Regions from separate parts of the Homo sapiens genome. Here region 2 is linked to region 1. A link is a loop called in an ENCODE intact Hi-C map of the cell type or tissue named here. Cell type or tissue: HCT116. All regions are shown on one strand. Each heading gives the region's core, and the rest is flanking DNA. Links, peaks and the distances in the headings are about the cores only.

The links. Peaks named below come from ENCODE experiments on the same cell type or tissue, not always from the same donor. Only the 100,000 strongest peaks of a DNase experiment are listed, where the experiment ranks them.
Region 2: it touches region 1 in a loop (6-fold over the local background); 2 of 110 quality-filtered maps call a loop at or near these places.

What each region holds. Positions count from the first base shown.
Region 1 is chr18:21,892,927-21,903,171 of GRCh38, reverse strand. It overlaps LOC105372016 (a long non-coding RNA gene), which reads right to left and starts at 6,239. Exons shown (of 4, transcript XR_935276.3): 1 at 5,956-6,239. In HCT116, for the core only: a CTCF peak has its summit at 5,266 (motif pointing left); a DNase peak (open chromatin) is centred at 5,231.
Region 2 is chr18:21,483,707-21,493,951 of GRCh38, reverse strand. GREB1L (GREB1 like retinoic acid receptor coactivator) reads right to left here. Exons shown (of 33, transcript NM_001142966.3): 18 at 8,199-8,332; 19 at 3,601-3,940. Among named protein-coding and RNA genes, the nearest start is that of GREB1L-AS1, 38 kb to the right of the region's middle. In HCT116, for the core only: a CTCF peak has its summit at 4,629 (motif pointing left); a DNase peak (open chromatin) is centred at 4,641.

The DNA.
Region 1 (10,245 bases), core at 1,483-9,482:
AAATAAACAAATATCAATAGATAAAATGACAAATAATAATAGGTCTTTCTCTCATTGGTGTTATGAGGATTCAATGAGATAATAATGTATGGTAAACCCTTAACACAACAATAATTAGCTGTAGTAAGTAATAATTGTTAGCTATTGTTGCATGGGTGGCAACCCACTTTTACATGGTCCCTTGATTTATGATAGGAATTTCATAAATTTCATGTTATTTCACCTAGTCCAATGTTTAACACATATTTAATGAATGCCTACCACCATGTGCCAGACACCCTTCTGAGCACTGAAAATACATGAGTGTACAAAAGAGACAGAACCCCTAGTCTCACAGGATGTGTGTTCCAGTTGGGGGAGACCAATAATAAACAAGAAAATATGGCGGGGCGTGGTGGCTCATGTGTGTAATCCCAACACTTTGGGAGGGTGAGGCGGGAGGATTGCTTGAGCCCAGGAGTTCAAGACCAGCATAGGCAACATAGTGAGACCCCATCTCTACAAAATATATATATATATTTTTAAATTAGCCAGGTGTGCTGGCACATGCCTATAGTCCCAGCTGCTTGGGAGGCTGAGGTGGGAGGATCACTTGAGCCCAGGGTTTGGAGGCTGCAGGGATCTGTGATCATGTCCCTGCACCACAGCCTGGGTGACAGCAAGAGACCCTGCCTCAAAAAAGAAAGTTTAAGAGCTCTGAAGCTTAGCGTAGAAACAAATGCTTGTGTCTGCTTCAAGCATTTGTTGAGATGAAATAAACCTACTGGCTTTGGGAGCCAGAGAAGAGAACCTGCACAAACGGGGAACAAACTCATCAGCCACATCCTCACTGTCCTCCTGAATCCTTACAAAATAAATCCCGCAGCCGCTGAATGTGGCAGGTTCTGTGACACCCCCTGTTTCCGGCAGAGGAAAGGAAGGCTGGGAGGGTGACATGACTTAGGCCAAGGTCTCATACAGCTTGTGGGGGCAGAGCCAGTATTGACTGAATCCAGATCGAGGGAGACTCAAGCCTGATCTTTCCCCTTCTCTGCACTGCCCCCCAGAACGGGAGCAAGATAAGTGAAAGTAAAACCAGCCAGGAGACTCCATGCATGCTTGCATTATGAGATACTCAGTTTGATCCAAACATTCTCAAACCTTGCTAGCTCACAAAGTAAGGAATTTGGGGTGGGGTTGAAAAGGGTCAGTAAATTAGATTTAGACTTCTACTTTGGTTAAAAATCCAAATTTCTAATCAGTTTACTGAAGAAGAAAAGTTGCTTCCACTACAGGCTGCAGAGTGTCCAAGAATCCATTAGCAAGATTTGGGGGAACTCCATTAAAATTTCTGCAGGAGATAACCCTACCTTCTCCACCCAGTTAGGGAGTCCCCAGCCTACTTAGGAGGAAGCTGCCAAGAGCTTTGGTCCTCAGAGAGGAGACAAAGCTACATCAATCAAGTCAGTATTTATTCAGTGCTGACAAGCCCAGAACTGGGATCTGCCAGCAAGAAATTCTGGTCCCTGTCACCAATTTGTTTATAATCTGACTAAACAGAGATCTGCTTACGCAAAATGCTTTGTAAGCAATTCAGTAAGATTTAACTGCAGGCTAGCCCAGAATGGGTGCTTAACAAATATGTGTTTCAGAATTTCTTTTTCTTTCTTTTTTTTTTTAAACTTGTAAGAGCTCAGATGCAGGAGAGATCCACGGGCCTCGGAGCTGCTGGGAAGGTTTCATGGCTGGGGGTCAGAATGGGGATGTGCACTGGATGGGGAAGATTTAGAAAGGGAAGAGCCTGAGCAAAGCTTTCATCATCCCCGAGCCCTGGTGTGTTAGTCCGTTCTCACACTGCTATAAAGAACTACCCGAGACTGGGTAATGTATGAAGAAAAGAGGTTTAATTGACTCACAGTTCCACAGGCTGCACAGGAAGCATGGCTGGAAGGCCTCAGGAAACTTACAATCATGGCGGAAGGTGAACGGGAAGCAAGCACGTCTTATCATGGCAGAGCATGGGAGAGAGTGCACGAAAAAGGAAGTGCCACACACTTTTAAGCAACCAGATCTCGTGAGAACTCACTCATACCCCGAGAACAGCAAGGGAGAAACCCACCCCCATGATCCAATCACCTTCCACCAGGTCCCTCCCCCAACACTGGAATTACAATTCAACATGAGATTTGGGTGGGGACAGAGCCAAACCATATCACCTGGAGAAAGTGGACAGTTGTGACCCAAGAAGGCTGTCTCTTCTCAGGTCCCAGTTGAGCGCTTGCTTTTGTGACATGAATGTCCCCTAACCTTTTTTACTGGCACAGTGACTCATGGCAAAAGCAATGCACTTTGTCCCAAGCAGAGACTGCAGCAGTAGGGAATATCAGGAAACCTTGGGATCTGCCCGCCTGCAGGTGGTGAGGTCCTATTAGTGGGTGGACAACGCGTCCTTGTTTGCCATGGGTGTGAGATCATTGCTCTGCTGTCTGCTGGCACTCCCCTGGAGCTGCCTCAGGCTGGTGGGTGAGTTAGGTCTCTAAGGATGTTCCATACAGGGACTGGCCCTAAAGTTAATGCAGCTTAGGCTGCAGGACCCTCATTTGCACAGGCCCTCCAAGGCTTGGGAAGGGTCCAGCAGTGTTTTCACATTTGCATGATTACATTGTTTTTTCTTTTTCTTTTCTTTTTTGAGACAGGGTCTTACTCTGTCAACCACACTGGAGTGCAGTGGCACAATCTCAGCTCACTGCAGCCTCAACCTCCTGGGCTTGAGCAGTCCTCCTGCCTCATCCTCCCAAGTAGCTGGAACTATAGGCACACACCACAATGCCTGGCTAATTATTTTATATATAGAGAGAGAGATGGGGTCTCACTGTATTGCCCAGGCTGGTCTCAAACTCCTGGGCTCAAGGGATCCTCCTGACTCGGCTGTATTCCCAAAGTGCTGGGAATACAGGTGTGAGCCACCACACCCAGCCAAAAATAATATATTTAACTGCTATCAGTTATGACTATTTTCTGTTTCTACTCTCACTTTCCTTTCTCCACTCTTTCCCTGTGCCAGGTGGGATGGACCAGCCATGGGCATATCTGAAGGTACATTGAGGCAGATGAGAATGCATTGAGGGTACATTTATTTGGGGTTTTGTTGGATACATTTATGTGGCTTACAATTACTTCTGTGAATTCTTCACTTATTACTTATTACTAAGCTATCTTAGGAGCACCCTCATCTCACTCCCTGCCTAGTGTTATGACGGGAAGAACCAGGGCTATCCCTATACACTGTGTCCTATGGCATCTGGCATGAGAAGTACATAGATTGTGGAGGAAAAAGGTTTGAAATGAATCAAGCCAGAAGGTGGTCTGTGAAAAATTCTTCCAACTGTCAGACATGGAAAATGGTAAGCCAAAGGTTCCATTAACAACTACTAGTCAATGGCGGAGTATGGTGACTCATACCTGTAATCCCAGCACTTTGGGAGGCCGAGGCAGGTGGATGGCTTGAGCCCAGGAGTTTAAGACCACACTGGGCAGTTTAGTGAGACCTCATCTCTATTTAAAAAATAAATTAAAAGAAAAAAACTAATCAAAATGGAATTTGTCTCCTGTGAAGAATATGTTAGCCGGGTGCGGTGGCTCACGCCTGTAATCCCAGCACTTTGGGAGGACAAGGCGGGCAGATCATGAGGTCAGGAGATCAAGACCATCCTGGCTAACATGGTGAAACCCCATCTCTACTAAAAATACAAAAAATTAGCCGGGCGTGGTGGCAGGTGCCTGTAGTCCCAGCTATTCTGGAGGCTGAGGCAGGAGAATGGCGTGAACCCAGGAAGCGGAGCTTGCAGTGAGCTGAGATCGTGCCACTGCACTCCGGCCTGGGTGACAGAGCAAGACTCCATCTCAAAAAAAAAAAAAAAAAAAAAAAAAAAAACGAATATACCTGATAATACAGCACATACAATTATGAACAAACTTTGCTTTTTTTCTTTTTGGAGGGGATCACACAAAATACAATTTTCAGAATTTCTCTATAGGTATGGGATAAAACTGCAGAAGCACTACAAACAGCAAGTTATAGTCATGTGTGAAATCCTATGTGTTATGCATCCCAACCATCAATAATAATTACCAAGCAACCACGCTAATAGGAACAGCTGAATTACATTTCTATTTTCTCTACTAAAAATGATTGTAGAAAATTGCAGACACATTGAAAGACAATCAAAGAGTATAAAGCTAAAGATATGGGGGAAAGAAGCATTAGATACGTTAGGGGGCTCAGTAATAAAAATGTGCATTTTTTCTGGATTTGGAGACATTTGTAGTCTTTTTTCTAATTGTGATCAGTTGTGATTTATTTTCTCATTCTAAATAAAAATTTATTTTCACATATACATTTGTATTTGTCATTTTCTGTTATCTTCCTAAAGATGACACCCAAATTATATACGCTCTGGGCCTCACAAAACCTTGATCCACCTCCTGAATGTCCATATTAGCTTATAGAACTGATAATCATCCTTGCCAGGACCATGGAAAACACTGATTTTTGTTTCTCTGGTAGACAGGCAGTATGTTATGATGCTTAGGGGCCAGGAACTCTGGGACCAGAATGCCAGAGTTCAAATGCCACGTAAAGCATGACCCACAGTTTCTATCATTTATAAGACACTTAGAAAGTGCCGCTTCATAACACTTCGTAAATATTCACTATATTATTATTAGACTTAGACATGTCTTCTCTTGTTCTAAACCCTTATCCAGTTACAATAATTGCAAGATACAGAATTTTGAGAAATCATTTGTGATTATATTTTATGTACAGCAATTTTTAAATGAAACACTACTCTAAACTAAAAGTAAAGAATGAATTAGGGCTGGGCACGGTGGTTCACACCTGTAATCCCAGCACTTTGAAAGGAGGTGGTGGCAGGAGAATCGCTTGAGCCCAGGAGTTTGAGGCTGCAGTGAGCCATAATCATGCCACTGCATGCCCTCCTGGGCAAAAAAGCAAGACCCCAACCCTAAGGGAAAAAAAAAAAGAATGAATTGGAGCTCTCTGTCCCTTTGTTTCCCACCACATGGTAGCATGAGGATGGAGTGCAAGCGCTGGATGAATTCAGCTTGAGTAAAGCCAGGTGATGGAGAGGAGAACGTGTAAAGGTCAGAGGTCCATTCACCAATGCAATGATCCTCACTGCCCCAACGCTAAGCCAGGGAGGAGCAGGGCTTCATTCTATTCACTAAGGGGATTTTACTGACCCCTTGTGGGAGAAGAGGTTGGTGCATCCAATAAACATCCCAGTTTGGGGAACATGTTCTCCTGCAGTCCTTCACCCGAAAAATTCAAGGAACAGAAAGGTGAGGTAGGTTACTAACTGCCCGAGTTCTTCCCATTCAACTCGAAACTCTTTACAGTTACTTCTCAGATCAACTTCTTTCCTGACACTCTTCAGAGTTCTCATCAAAGGCAGGAGGAGTTTGATGTCAGGAATATGGGCTTTGGGTGTTCAAAAACAAAATGAAGGAAGGAAAGCAGGGAGGAGGGAAGCAGGCAGGGAGGGAGGAAAGATAAGAAAAAAATTTTTTGGATCTTAGCACAGCTACTGGCAAATGAAAGACTGTAAGCAATCTGTTTAACTCCCTGGGCCTCCCTATCCTCACAGGTGAAATGAAACTCATAATGCTAATGATTGAATCAGATGGTGTATATAAAGTGCCCGTGCGCAGCCCACAGTGGATGCTAAATAAGTGTCTGTTGTTATCGTTAAACATGATGCTGCCATATTTACTCAGTATCATGATACTCATTCGACAGTTACTTCACACTACTATAAAGCACATCTTTTGAAAGAAAAAAAAAACAGAAGTTTCTTTTAAAAGAACAATTTCCTCAGCAGAGACCAGGCTTGACATAGTCTCTGACAGTATACACAGATGGAAACCACTTCTTGTCCAGACAGCCCGGCTTACCTCGTGCAGGCCAGGCCATTCCGGGGTGGAGAGGGTTGGGAGGGGTCACGGACAGCACCACCCCTTCTGTAGAGCGGGCGGGGCAGCCTAGCTCGGGCGTGTCTTCACTTCTTTTCCCGTAGGAAATGCCTAGGGTCCTACGCAAGTAAATTCTCTTTGCTGCGACTGGAGAGAGACGATTCCCATTTATCCAGCCTCCTCATGTTCTGGCCTAAGACGCCCTCGGCCCTCCAGGGGAGTGGGCTCCCGAGCAGGGCGGTTCCACGGTTAGATGGAGAGGAGGGGCGCGGGAAGACCGCACAAGGCCGGCTTCGCTCCCTCCGCGGCAGGTACCAGGGGCCTGGGCAATGCCTCCTCACTCTTTTCGCCTTCGTCCCCAGGGGAGGGGAGATGGGGCTGAAGGATAACAGACACAACTAAACTGGAGAGACTGGGTTAGAGGAAAACGAACTGCCTGGCTTGGAACCACTTGGCCAGACCCCTGGAGTGAATCCCACACCTTTCCAGGCTGCTTGACCTCCCTACTCATTAAGCCAGTGCAGCCCAGAATCCTGACCTCCCAGGCCTCCTTCCCAAGGTCCCCCCGCTCTGGAATGGCAGCATCTCCGACTTTTCCTTTTTCTGTCTCCCGCTACAGAGCAATCGAAAAAATAAGTTCTTCTATGTATAGTAAGATATTAAAAGTCATTATTGACCATGCGCAGTGGCTCACGCCTGTAATCCCAAAACTTTAGGAGGCCGAAGCAGGAGATGGCTTGAGTCCAAGAGTTTGAGACCAGCCTGGCCAACATGGCAAAACCCCATTTCTACCAAATATATATATATGTATATATATATTTTAAATATATATATATGTATATATATATTTTAAATATATATATATATTTTAAATATATACAACATATGTATGTATTATATATATGTATGTATGTATACAAAAATTAGCCGGGCTTGGTGGCACACGCCTGTGGTCCCAAGCTACTTGGGAGGCTGAGGTAGGAGGATTTCTTGAGCCAGGGAGGTTGAGGCTGCTGTAAGCTGAGATCCCGCCACTGGACTCCAGAGAATGCGACAGAGCAAAACCTGGGCATCAGAGTGAGAACCTGTCTCAAAAAAAAAAAAGTCATCGTTGTTAAAATGTGAAAAGTTAGATGAGGTCATCATGTATGCTATATGTATGTTTTTAAAAAGAAAGGAGATACCAATACATACATGCGTGTATTTCATAATATTAAAATAAAAAACAGTGTATTTTTCTACTAAAAATACATTAAACACTGTCTCTACTAAAAAATTAATAAACTATACTATTGTTTATAGGAGAATGAGGAGCTGAGTGGAAGAAACAGGGATAGAAGAGAGACTTCTTCCTTGCAGATGAGCAGTCTGGGTAATAATCATTATCATCATTTAAAAAAGAAAGAAAAATAGGAAGATAGACTTCTTTGAATATATTGTTTTGGAGAACTGACTTTGGAACAGTGTACATATTTTTCATAATTTAAAATGAAATTAATAAATGAATTAATAAAATAATTCTTAATATCCAAAAGTAAAATTAAACTTCTGCACCCAGTTGATAGCATAACTACACAGATACTATACCAACAGACTGTAAAACACGATAATTTGATGATCTATCTCTAGTTAGATACACCCTAATGATAGAGCCAAACAAAAAAATTCAACTTTTCGGAAATCATATTGTTGATAACATTAATATTGTTATTGTACAATAAATCAAATAATTTTTAAAACATTTTTTAAAAAGAAATGTAGGTATAAGATCAATAAGGTGGCTGGGTACAGTGGCTCATGCCTGTAATCCCAGCACTTTGGGAGGCCAAGGCAAGTGGATCACCTGAGGTCAGGAGTTTGAGACCAGCCTGGCCAACATGATGAAACCCCATCTCTACTAAAAATACAAAAAATTAGCTGGGAGTGGTGGCTGGCACCTATAATCCAAGCTACTCAGGAGGCTGCAGCAGGAGAATTGCTTGAAGCTGGGAGGCAGAGTTTGCAGTGAGCTGGAGTGCCCGCTGCACTCCAGCCTGGGCAACAAGAGCAAAACTCTGTTTCAAAAAAAAAAAAAAATCAATAAAGTTGTAAGCAGTCCTGAATTTGAATTGCAAAGTTCAGTTTGAACTCACTTATTTTTTTTCTTTAAAATATTCTTAGCCAACTGGGTTTGGTGGTTTACACCAATAATCCCAATATTTTGAAAGGCCAAAGAAGGAGGATTGCTTGAGGACAGGGGTTTGAGACCAGCCTTGGCAACACAGCAAGATCCCAACTCTACAAAAAATAAAAAATTAGTCAGGCATGGTGGCACGCACCTGTAGTCCTAGCCACTTGGAAGGCTAAGGCAGAAGGAGCCAAGTACTTGAGCCAAGTAGTTCAAGGCTACGGTGAACTATGATTGCATCACTGCACTCCAGCTTGAGCAACAGCGTAAGACTCTGTCTCTTTAAAAAAATCAAACAAACAGAAAACATTCTTAGCTCTTTCCACTGAAAAGAAAAAGTCTAAGAAATAATGACCAGCCCAGTAGCACTGACGCCCCTGATACCCACATTGTGATCTCTAAATGTCATTTCCTTAAACAGAATCAGGACTTCTTGGAGCAATGTTTTATTTCAGGTCAGGCATTTCAGAAACAAGAAAGCCATCAAAGATTAACAGATTTGTGTCAATAGGACTGCTGAATGAGTGTCTGCTAGCCAAAGATGGGCAATGTGAGCATCAGTGAAGACAAGAACTGAAATACATTGAAACATCTAAAACATGTTTAAATCCTTAGATTTGTACTGTTATTTTTAAAAAACATATTGGTCATCTTTGGAAGATGCTAAGGACCAACTCATTAATCAATAAAATAAGAAATGGCTGGGCACGGTGTAATCCCAGCATTTTTGGAGGCTGTGGTGGGTGGATCACTTGAGGTCAGGAGTTCAAGACCAGCCTGGCCAACACGGTGAAACACTGTCTCTACCAAAAATACAAAAATTAGCCAGACCTGGTGGTGCACGCTTGTAATCCCAGCTACTCGGGAGGCCGAAGCAGGAGAATCACTTGAACCCGGGAGGCGGAGGTTGCAGTGAGCCAGGATCACAGCCACTGCACTCCAGCCTGGGTGACACAGCGAAACTCTTGTCTCAAAAAAATAAATAAATACGTAAGAAATAACCAGTCCCTGCCTTCGTTTAGCAGGGGTAAGGAGTGAATATACCACACAGAAACAAAGCTCCGTGTCTGCTGTGAAGGCTTTGGAGGAGACAGACCATGACCAGACACAGGCCCTGTTTCTGATGCTGAGAAGAGAGGAACTAAATAAATCCTGGTTAACAAGTGCATCAGGTGAAGATGGGACTTGGAGCCCCAAGCCAAACTTTAAATTTTCTCAATAGGAGCCTTGACAGGGACAGACTCAGCACGATACTTGTGAAGGTCATTAATATTCTTTTTCTTTTTTTAAGTTGAAGTACCATTCACATATTATAAAATTCACCACTCTAAAGTGTGCAATTCAGTGGGGTTTAGTAAACTCACAGAGTTGTCCAATCAATGTCACTATTTAATTCCAGAACATTTTCCTCAATTCAAAAAGAAACCCTGTACCCACTAGCAGCCACTCCCGTTAACCTCTCCCCCAAGCCACCAGCAATTACTGAAACCTATTTTCTGTCTCTATGGAATAGGTGTGTCTATTCTGGATTTTTTTTTTTTTTTGAGACAGAGTCTCGCTGTGTTGCCCAGGCTGGAGTGCAGTGGCGCGCTCTCAGCTCACTATAACCTCCGCCTCCCAGGTTCAAGTGATTCTTGTGCCTCAGCCTCCCAAGTAGCTGCAATCACAGGCATGCGCCGCCACACCAGGCTAATTTTTGTATTTTTAGTGGAAACGGGGTTTTACCATGTTGGCCAGGCCGGTCTCGAAATCCTGACCTCATCCTCGGCCTCCCAAAGTGCTGGGATTACACCCGTGAGCAACTGTGCCTGGCCTGCACACTTTCATATAAATGAAATCATACAATATGTGGCCTTTTGTGTCTGGCAATTTCTCAAAAGGTTAAACAAATGGTGAATATGACCCAACAATTCCACTTCTAGTTATATACCTAAAATAATTGGAAACTGTAGTATAATTGGAAATATACTTGGTCTTTATTCCCCATTCCTGGCACAGAGCTCCTAAAAACCCTTGAAATTTCCTATGTGATCAGACTGCTTTTTGTTTTTCATAATGAGCCCCTTTTGACTGCACCTAAATTTATGTTATTGAGGTGGTTTACG
Region 2 (10,245 bases), core at 818-8,817, 410 kb after region 1:
GAAGAGGTCAGGTTTATATTGATGGAATAAGAGTTAAAATGTTTTACTGTATGAGGACTTTTTTTTTTTTTTTTTTTTTTTTTTTTGAGACAGGGTCTCACTCTGTCACCCAGGCTGGAGTACAGTGGTGCAATCTTGGCTCATGGCGACCTCCACCTCCCGGGTTCAAGCGAATCTCCTGCCTCAGCCTCCTGAGTAGCTGCGATTACAGGCACCCACCACCACACCTGGCTAATTTTTGTATTTTTAGTAGAGATGGGGTTTCGCCATATTGGCCAGGCTGGTCTTGAACTCCTGACCTCAAGCGACTGCCCGCCTCAGTCTCCCAAAGTGCTGGGATTATAGGCGTGAGCCACTGCACCTGGCCTATATGAGGATGTTTATTTTCAGATTAGTAGTCAAATCTCACTTTTACTCTTGACCAACCACAGCTAGCCAAACCCACTATAAAATGCTTTTCCATCACATTGCTCCTTCTGATGACTGATGGCTGCAGTTCTCCTGTGCATCAATCAGGCCCTCAAGATGACATTGCAGAAGCACTTAACACAAAAGATGGGGTGATCATTGAGTTCAAGGATAATACAAGGCTTAAGAACAAGGACATCTAATGAAAGCTTCACCTGCCTTCTGGAGGAACTGACTTAAACTTTGTATCCTTCCAAAGGGGTCATCATCAGTATAAGTTAACCACAATACATAACAGGATAATTAGGGGTAAGCACAAAAATAAGATCACATAATAGAAGTAGTGTTGGATTTTACCCAAAAGTAGAGATAGAAGGCACAATCTTGCCATCCTGAAAATGGTGAAGGAGGTTGATAACTTAGAAATAAATGAGTGAGCCGCAATCTACTTGACAATTCAGTCTTGCTTACGATGTGAACATCCCAACATGATCTCATATTTTTACTCCCACACAAATACAGAGTATAAAAAGGACTGATGTGATCCAGTGATTTTGAGAATTTGGGACTTGTTTATTTTTATATATTTTTAAGAGACAGGGTCTCACTCTGTTGCACAGGCTGGAGTGCAGTGGTGGGATCATAGCTCACTGCAGCCTCAAACTCCTGGGCTCAAGCAAACCTCCTGCCTCAGGCTCCCAAGTAGCTGGGACTACAGGCATGAGCCATCACAGCAGCCAGAATATGGGACACTCTTATACGTACTTGTTGCCTGGCAGCTACTCATACCAATTGAGGAAGATGTCACTGCCTTGAGAAGTCGTAACTTGAGGCCCCCTTCGTTTAGGGCACAGTGATTGTCAACTAATGTGCCTCTGAAAGCCCTGCAGGTGATTCTGATGAGCTAGCAGCCAGGTGAAGAACCTCAGGCCTTGACTGTGGTTTTCCAACAGTGGTCCAGAGGGGTAAATTATTTAGGACAGACTGATTTATACTGACTTAGTGACTGGCCCTTCTGAACACATGATTAAGACTCTCTAAGTAGCTTCACTTAATCAGTGTCAACAGAGACCAGGAGAAGACCCAGCAGCCTCACGTGCATTTAGGTCATCTCTGGCAACAGATGTGGGAGACTTAGCATGGTGCTGCTGATTGTCCGCCTTTCCAAATTCTTTTTCTTTTTCTTTCTTTTTTTTTTGAGACAGAGTCTTGCTCTGTCGCCCAGGCTGGAGTGTAGTGGCACAATCTCGGCTCACTACAAGCTCCGCCTCCCGGGTTCACGCCATTCTCCTGCCTCAGCCTCCCGAGTAGCTGGGACCACAGGCGCCCGCCACCATGCCTGGCTAATTTTTTGTATTTTTAGTAGAGACAGGGTTTCACCGTGTTAGCCAGGGTGGTCTTGATCTCCTGACCTTGTGATCCGCCCGCCTCGGCCTCCCAAAGTGCTGGGATTACAGGCATGAGCTACCGTGCCCAGCCTCCAAATTCTTCATCATTAGCAATATTCAAATGGTCTCAAGCCCGTAATTCATGTCTCCATGAATTATACTGTAAGAAGCGTTTCCGGAGTTTTGTTATTCATCCTAGGAATTCCACTGTAATGTAGTCTATGACTATAACATAAAATTGTGAACGTGTATCTATATATGAAACATAAATGTTACAACTTCTAAATTTAGGAGTTTCTATTTTTTGGACAATTTTATTTGTTCCAATTGCTTATTAAGCTAATACAAGATATTTTGTCTGCATTTTGGATTATTCAATTTAGGTTAGCTAACTGAACACAAGAAGAAGATTTACATCTCCAGAACAATTTTTTTTTTTTTTTGAGACAGAGTCTCGCTCTGTCGCCCAGGCTGGAGTGCAGTGGTGCGATCTTGGCTCACTGCAAGCTCCGCCTCCTGGGTTCACACCATTCTCCTGCCTCAGCCTCCTGAGTAGCTGGGAATACAGGCACCCGCCACCACACCTGGCTAATTTTTTTTTTGTATTTTTAGTAAAAACGGGGTTTCACCATGTTAGCCAGGATGGTCTTGATCTCCTGACCTCCTGATCTGTCTGCCTCAGCCTCCCAAAGTGCTGGGATTACAGGCATGAGCCACTGCGCCCAGCCCAGAACAATTTTTGAACACTAAATAATCATCCCCAAATTAGAACTCTTAGAGATTATACAACCCAATTCTCTCATTTTGCAGATGGGAAACCGCAGCCCAGGGTGAAAATGCAAATTCCCCCATGACTATGTGCCTTCTTTTCATAAAATTTGTGCTGAACCAGATTTTCCTTAACCCAATTTAGCTCAGCATTTAATGTATAGGGCGCAGAAACAAGTTGGTCTAACTCAGACATACAGTAGCTAGCTCAGTTCCATACCGACATGTAGGTGGATATTTGATTAAATGCTTTCTAATGGCTAGGCCCCACTGGATTACAGGCCCAGAAAAACCGAGTCAGGCATAAGGTAGGGAGTTAGGTTAGTTGGCTGAGGGTTCTACTCCTCCCACCCTGATGCTTGACAGGAGAGGAAGGGGAGAAGCAGTCAATCACTGGCCGTGCAGAGGGAGCAGTGAGGGACTCAGTCATGCACTAAATTCTTCTGTAGGGCGCCTGGCAAAGTCTCAGTCCAGCCAAAGCCTTGGGGCTGAGGGTCAAAGCAAGTAAAAAGAAACAACAAACTGCTGAGGAATCCACATGCAAGAGGGCTAGGAACAGTTCTGAGTACTGAAGATGAAACAGAATACTTTACCGACTCTAGACATGAGCTCACAGAGAGGCTAGATGAACAGAAAAGAATTAGTGAGTTGAGGATACTTAAAACATTACCCCACAGAGGTCTGAGAGGATAACTTACCTTTTTTTCTCAGAAAACAGATGGCCATGGGCTACATGCATCTTGAACAAGGCCAATAAACATGGGGTCAAATTGGGTCATCTCATTTTTTTGCACCTGCAGTTGGAGAGCATGGAAGACCAACTGCATGCACTAACTGCATGCTATAAAGGGCTGGGCAATCTTTACAAACTGGTTCTAATTAAGAAAGTGAATATGTCCCTTAATTTAGCCTTATCATTGTCATGGAATCACACATGTGATTCTATTAAACTCAGGCCCCTGAGCCACCTATGTAGGATTCCTAGAAAAGAGAAACAAATGGTATTTTAAAGGAGAAATGTCTGTCCATTGCTAACCTTTAATCGCGCCACAAAGTGAGTTGCAACACTGAGTTCGGTGGCCGGGTTCCCAAGGATGATCTCAAACCGATACTGCAGACCCAGTTTGTCGCGCACCTCCTGTAGCCGCTCCTTGGCTAACATCGCCAGCTGCACCGAGGGCACCCTGATAATGAGCATGTGTCCCCTCCCACTTTTGTTTTTGCCTGGGGAGCTGATGAGGTCATCCATAATGCTGAGTGTTTCTGGTGTGCTGTGGTCGCGGAGTGACGCCATGGTGGTGAGAGCCATCAGGGCCTCAGAGTACTGCTGGATGAGAAGATAGCAGCGGACGACCATGCTGTGCAGCCTGGGGTACCTTCAACAGAAAACAAGGCACTAGCACTCAGGCAGCAGGGCCAGCTGGGAGCAGCAAGGCCTGTGCAGTAAGAATGCAGATTAAGCATGGTGGGGAAGGGGCTACTGATCAGTGTGGTGGGGCTTTAGTTCTAGAATGACCTGGGATCCTACATCACTGGAAGGAAAAGGTTGAGCTTCCAAAGCATGTGAATCAACCTGTTGGGATAAGTACAGCACAGTAAAGGGGTTTAGAGATTGTCTAGAAACCTCTTCTCAAAGTATGGTCTACAGACCACCAGCAGCAGCAGCACCTGGGAGCTTGTTAGAAATGCTCAATCTCCCCACCCCAGACCTACTAATCAGAATCTGAAGCTTAACAAGACTCCCAGGGAATTGCATGCACGTTAAATTCTGAGACACGCTGGTCTATTCCATTCATTGCCAGCATAGTCATCATGGATAATTCCTGGATCCTCACCTCTTGCTGGTGGTATTGGGTTAGAATGGCAGCACTGTCCACTTATTTCTCTGATATATAAGATTACAATACAGGAAACTGAGGCATTAATGTAATATCTGTCGAGTATTAGACATAAAAAGGGTAATTATTACTACTAATCTGAGGTCAGCCTCACAGATAGCAATTTCTATCTTTCCATAAACTGTTCCTTGGTGCTGGAGAAACTTGGAGCTGACTGGAGAAATAGCACCCCCTAGTGTTGTAGCCTCATCACCTGAGACCTGGCTCCGTCAAGGGAGCCAAGCAAATCTGAGCCTGGTAGCAGCAGCAGCCTTTGGTACCATTTTCCCCTAAGCCTGGACTGCCAGGGAAGAGGATCCCTTTGTTAAAATCGGCAGTTTTTACAATTATAGGAGGTAGAAAACAAATCTCTCCTTTTGGTGCTACGCCTCAGCCAGGCCTGATGACAAAATGAGTACGAATGGGCAAAGAGGACCCAGTTACAGGCATGAAGAGCTGCTAGTCAAGAAAGCAGGTGCTTGGCTACCCTGAGCACACTGCCCAGCAGTACTTCTGCTGCTGAATAAAAATAAAATTTTTTAAAAAAGAAAGTAGGCTGGGCGCGGTGGCTCATGCCTATAATCCCAGCACTTTGGGAGGACGAGGTGGGTGGATCACTTGAGATCAGGAGTTCGAGACCAGCCTAGCCAACATGGTGAAACCCCATCTCTACTAAAAATATAAAAATTAGCTGGGTGTGGTGGCGGGCGCCTGTAATCCCAGCTACTTGGGAGGCTGAGGCAGGACAATCACTTGAACCTGGGAGGTGGAGGTTACAGTGAGCCGAGATCATGCCATTGCACTCCAGCCTGGGCGACGGAGTGAGAGTCTGTCTTAAAAATATAAAAAAGAGAAAAAGAAAGAAAGTAGGTGCTGGCAAAGTGGGCTCTGGGTCCAAGGTTGGCCAATGCTCTCATGGAGCCTGGTAGAATAAGGCTGGGGCTGTGCACTTTCTTTCTGGTTGCCATTTGGTAGCAATGCAGCCACCAGCAGCTGGGTAGGCTAATGGGGGATTTCACCTTTGTTCCATTCTATAATTCTACTTAAAATACAACAAGTGGTCCACTGGCCTTGCACAGAAAACCTCCAGGTCAAAGAAATGCCAATGACAGCTATCAAATGAATAACACATGAACACTTTTGAGGTGTTTTAGAACTGGAAAGGACCAAGATGCCCTGTATATGAACAACTCTGCCTTTTCTTTTTCTTTTTTCGAGACAGAGTCCCGCTCTGTCACCCAGGCTGGAGTGCAGTAGTGCAATCTTGGCTCACTGCAACCTTCGCTTCCCGGGTTCAAGCAATTCTCCTGCCTCAGCCTCCTGAGTAGCTGGGATTACAGGCATGCGCCCAGCTAATTTTGTATTTTTAGTAGAGACAGGGTTTCTCCATGTTGATCAGGCTGGTCTCAAACTCCTGACCTCAGGTGATCCGCCCACCTCAGCCTCCCAAAGTGCTGGGATTACAGGTGTAAGCCACTGCACCCGGTCTTTTTTTTTTTTGAGATGGAGTCTCACTCTGTCGCTCGGACTGGAGTGCAATGGCGCAATCTCAGCTCACTGCAACCTCCGCCTCCCAGGTTCAAGTGATTCTCCTGCCTCAACCTCCCAAGTACCTGGGATTACAGGTGCCCGCCACCACGCCTGGCTAATTTTTTTTTTTTTTTGTATTTTTAGTAGAGACAGGGTTTTACCACGTTGGCCAGGCTGGTCTCGAACTCCTGACCTCAGGTGATCCACCCACCTTGGCCTCCCAAAGTGGTGGGATTACAGGCATGAGCCACCGCGCCCAGCCCACTCTGCCTTTTCATAGAAAGAGAATGAGTTCAGGGGCAGAGAGAAGTTCAGCTGCTTGTCCCAGTTCATACAACTGATCAGAGACAAAGCTAGCTCTAGATTTTATCCAGCCTCTAGCAAGGTCTTCACACATTGCAAGGATTTAGCTGGCTGGGTAGAAATGAAGAAATCCTTCAGTTCAATAAATCCTGGGCTGGTCCCTTCAGGTATTCAGTAAGTCATAGCTACTATTAGGCTGGGGTGACTGGGTTGGAGGAAATAAGTATAGATAATCTATGTTTCAAGCTTAATGCTTTTTGCTGGGCCACGTAGAAAAGCCAAAGTTAGAATAAATGGTAACTTTGATATCTGGCATTTCTGTTTCATACTCTGGAAGAATCATGAAGTCAGAAGTGCACAGTTTCTCCAATCTGTCATGCTTGCATTAAACTATACTTACAACTTTTGTAGCACAAAACTACAATAGAAAGTTGATGAGATCATCATTTAAAATAAAAGTTAGGAAACTCTGAATGATGTTACCAGAAAAAGAAGATGCATTTCAAGCTGGTGGATGTAACAGGTGGGTAGGAATGCTTAAAGGGGGTACTCATGGAATGATTTTGGAAAATTAAGACTACATGTGCTGTGAAAGGATTAATGTCACAGTGTCAGTTAAGACTTTCCAAATCCAACAGCTGCAAAAATATCAAACCGTACTTGAGCCTGTGCTCTTTCCGGATGCAGTATTATAATCTACTGAATAGGATGCATCCATAGGTCCTCATTTTAATTTCCTTTTCTTTTTTCTTAGCAAAATTATGGACAGGTTTGTTAAATAGCTGTTAAATAATATGATCAATTAAAGCCATTCTAAGAACTATAGCTACTAAAAATTAGAATTTGCCCCATAAAATAAAGCCCAATCGCCCCAACATTGGATGATCAAACAGAATATTGTGGAGGGCAGAAAGGGACCTTTATTAGGTTAGGTAAATTCTAATGTCTCTACCTACCTCTGAATCTATGATTCAAGGTCACAGAGGGAAAAAAACTCTTTCAGAGTTTAATCTGAAAATGGGGATTTTTTTTTTCTTTTTTTAGAAAAGGGAAGAAAAGACAGCAGTTATGTTCCTTAATCCCTAAGGCCAGGGACTGGAGGAGGAGCCCCAAGAACTGAATTCACCTCAATTATCTGATTGCTCTTTAATTTCTTCCAGTGTATACTTCAAATCTCTCATAGTAAAGTTTAGTTTTTACTGAATCATCTTAGGGTCCTTGCCTGTGGTGGACAGGGGAGAAAAGAGGGAAAAATGTCAAAGTCTGAGGTGTAGGGTAGGAGAGGCCGGAGCTCAGAGAAGTGGGACTTTTTTTTTTTTTTTTTGAGACGGAGTCTCGCTCTGTCACCCAGGCTGGAGTGCAGTGGCGTGGTCTCGGCTCACTGCAAGCTCCACCTCCCGGGTTCACACCATTCTCCTGCCTCAGCCTCCCAAGTAGCTGGGACTACAGGCATCTGCCACCACGCCTGGCTAATTTTTCGTATTTTTAGTAGAGATGGGGTTTCACCGTGTTAGCCAGGGTGGTCTCGATCTCCTGATGTCATGGTCCGCCCGCCTCGGCCTCCCAAAGTGCTGGGATTACAGGCGTGGGCCACCGCGCCCAGCCAGAAGCGGGTCTTGAATAAGCAAATCCCTCTCTGCCCTATCCATCTCCTGATGATAGCAGTGAAGCATGACCGGGAGCTGACTCAGCATGAAAAGTAGTGCAATGGCCCACTTTGGTTGTATTTTCCTTTATTGATCTTGGATGATCACATAAAACAATAGTAGGGCATCTTAGGAAAGGCTGTTTTAATTTGGCCTTTGCACGTCATCTGCAAGGGCTCCATCAAACACCCCGTAGCACTGACACAAAAGGCTTTTGGCTATTTTAGATCTGCAAGTACAGCTAGAGAGAAGAGCAGAAGGCCTTATTTACTATTTACCTCTCCAAGAGTGTGTTCACCATTTTTTCAAAAGTCTCGTCACATCTCAGAAGTGGGCTCGTGATCCCCCACTGCAGAGACTTGCTGTACTCACTCAAGCCAAAGTACAGCTTCTCCTCGCAGCCCACGTCCTCCTGGTTCAAAATACAGAGCAAAAACCCAATGAGGACAGGATACAGTGTGTCTTGTTTTCCAGAAAGTGGGGTTTACAGAAATGACCGCTGTAAGAGGTTATTTCCTGACAAGTAAGAAAAAATACTGTTTCATTATGTAACCCGACACCAACTCTGCAGTCATCTCTGAGGCACTAAGTGAAACTTCTTTTAATTTCAAAGGAACTGAATATGTGATTAGTGGAAAGTTGACACACTTCCTTCAGGCACATGGTTTGTTTTCTTTTTTTTTTGTTGGGATACACAAGGTCAGACAGCCTCAATTCTCAGCCTTTTTCCCTGCTGGAAGTAGTTCTCTATACAGATAAATAGGCTTTCCTCAGAACGCTCTAGAGATTGACAAACTCCTCTGTTACAGAAACCTTAACTTTTCTGACATCATTTCATAATGATAACTCATAAAAGCTTATCTTTGCAAACAAATTTTACTTTAAAAATGGAATATATGCTTTCCTTTAACAGGATCCACAGTATTTAACGTAGCCCCCTCTTGATGAGTCAGTCATCACTATGAAAATGAATAGCTATTTTAGGATGTGACATAAGGATGCCCTCAGAGGATCTTGAGAAGTGTGACAAGTTGCTTATCCTTAAACTCAGAAGCTCTACGATATTAAATAAGCTTTTTGAGTTCATGAATCTGTTTTTGTTTGTAGCTTTCTTTTGCATCTTTTCTACATTAGTTTTTTACAGTCACTGCTTGCTGTCATGTTGCCTGTGCCATTTGGTCTCACTTTTGTTATTTTATTTTATTTTTGAGACCAAGTTTTGCTCTTGTTGCCCAGGCTGGAGTGCAATGGTGCGATCTTGGCTCACTGCAACCTCTGCCTCCCGGTTTCAAGCGATTCTCCTGCCTCAGCCTCCCGAGTGGCTGGGATTACAGGCACCCACCACCACGCCCAGCTAATTTCTTTTTTTGCATTTTTAGGAGAGACGGGGTTTCGCCACGTTGGCCAGGCTGGTCTCAAATTCCTGGACTCAGGTGATCCGCCCGCCTTGGCCTCCCAAAGTGCTGGGATTACAGGCGTAAGCTACTGCGCCTGGCCCACTTTTGTTATTTATTATGTGTTGACATTTTTATTTAAGTGCTCTCCAACTCATAAAGGAAATAAGGCAGCTTTAAAAAATGTAATAAGATAAAGGCTGGGCGCAGTGGCTCACGCCCGTAAACCCAGCACTTTTTTTTGAGACCAGCCTGGCCAATATGGTGAAACCCCATCTCTACCGAAAATACAAAAATTAGCCAGGCGTGGTGGCGGGTGCCTACAGACCCAGCTACTCAGGAGGCTGAGGCAGAAGAATACCTTGAACCCGGAGGTGGAGGTTGCAGTGAGCCGAGATTGTGCCACTGCACTCCAGCCTGGGCGACAGAGTGAAACTCCATCTCAAAAAAAAAAAAAATTATATATATATATGTATGTATGTATTAAGATAAAAATAAATTAAGCAATCAGAGGAAGAAAAAGCAAGGGTAAGAGAAGGAAGATTGGGCCAGGGATAAAGTAAGTATTCCCTAAAATGCATGCCAGCAGCTGCTGCACATTTGGTTAGAAGTGGGCTACAAATTTGGTAGCCCAAATTCTGAGCTTTTTTTTTTTCTTTTTTTTTGAGGAGTCTCACTCTGTCACCCAGGCTGGAGTGCAGTGGCATGATCTCGGCTCACTGCAATCTCTGCCTCCTGGGTTCAAGCCATTCTCCTGCCTCAGCCTCCCAAGCAGCTGGGACTACAGGCATGTACCACCACACCCAGCTAATTTTTGTATTTTTAGTAGAGATTAGATTTCACCATGTTAGCAGGCTGGTGTCGAATTCCTGATCTCAGGTGATCAACCTGCCTCGGCCTCCCAAAGTGCTGGGATTACAGACATGAGCCA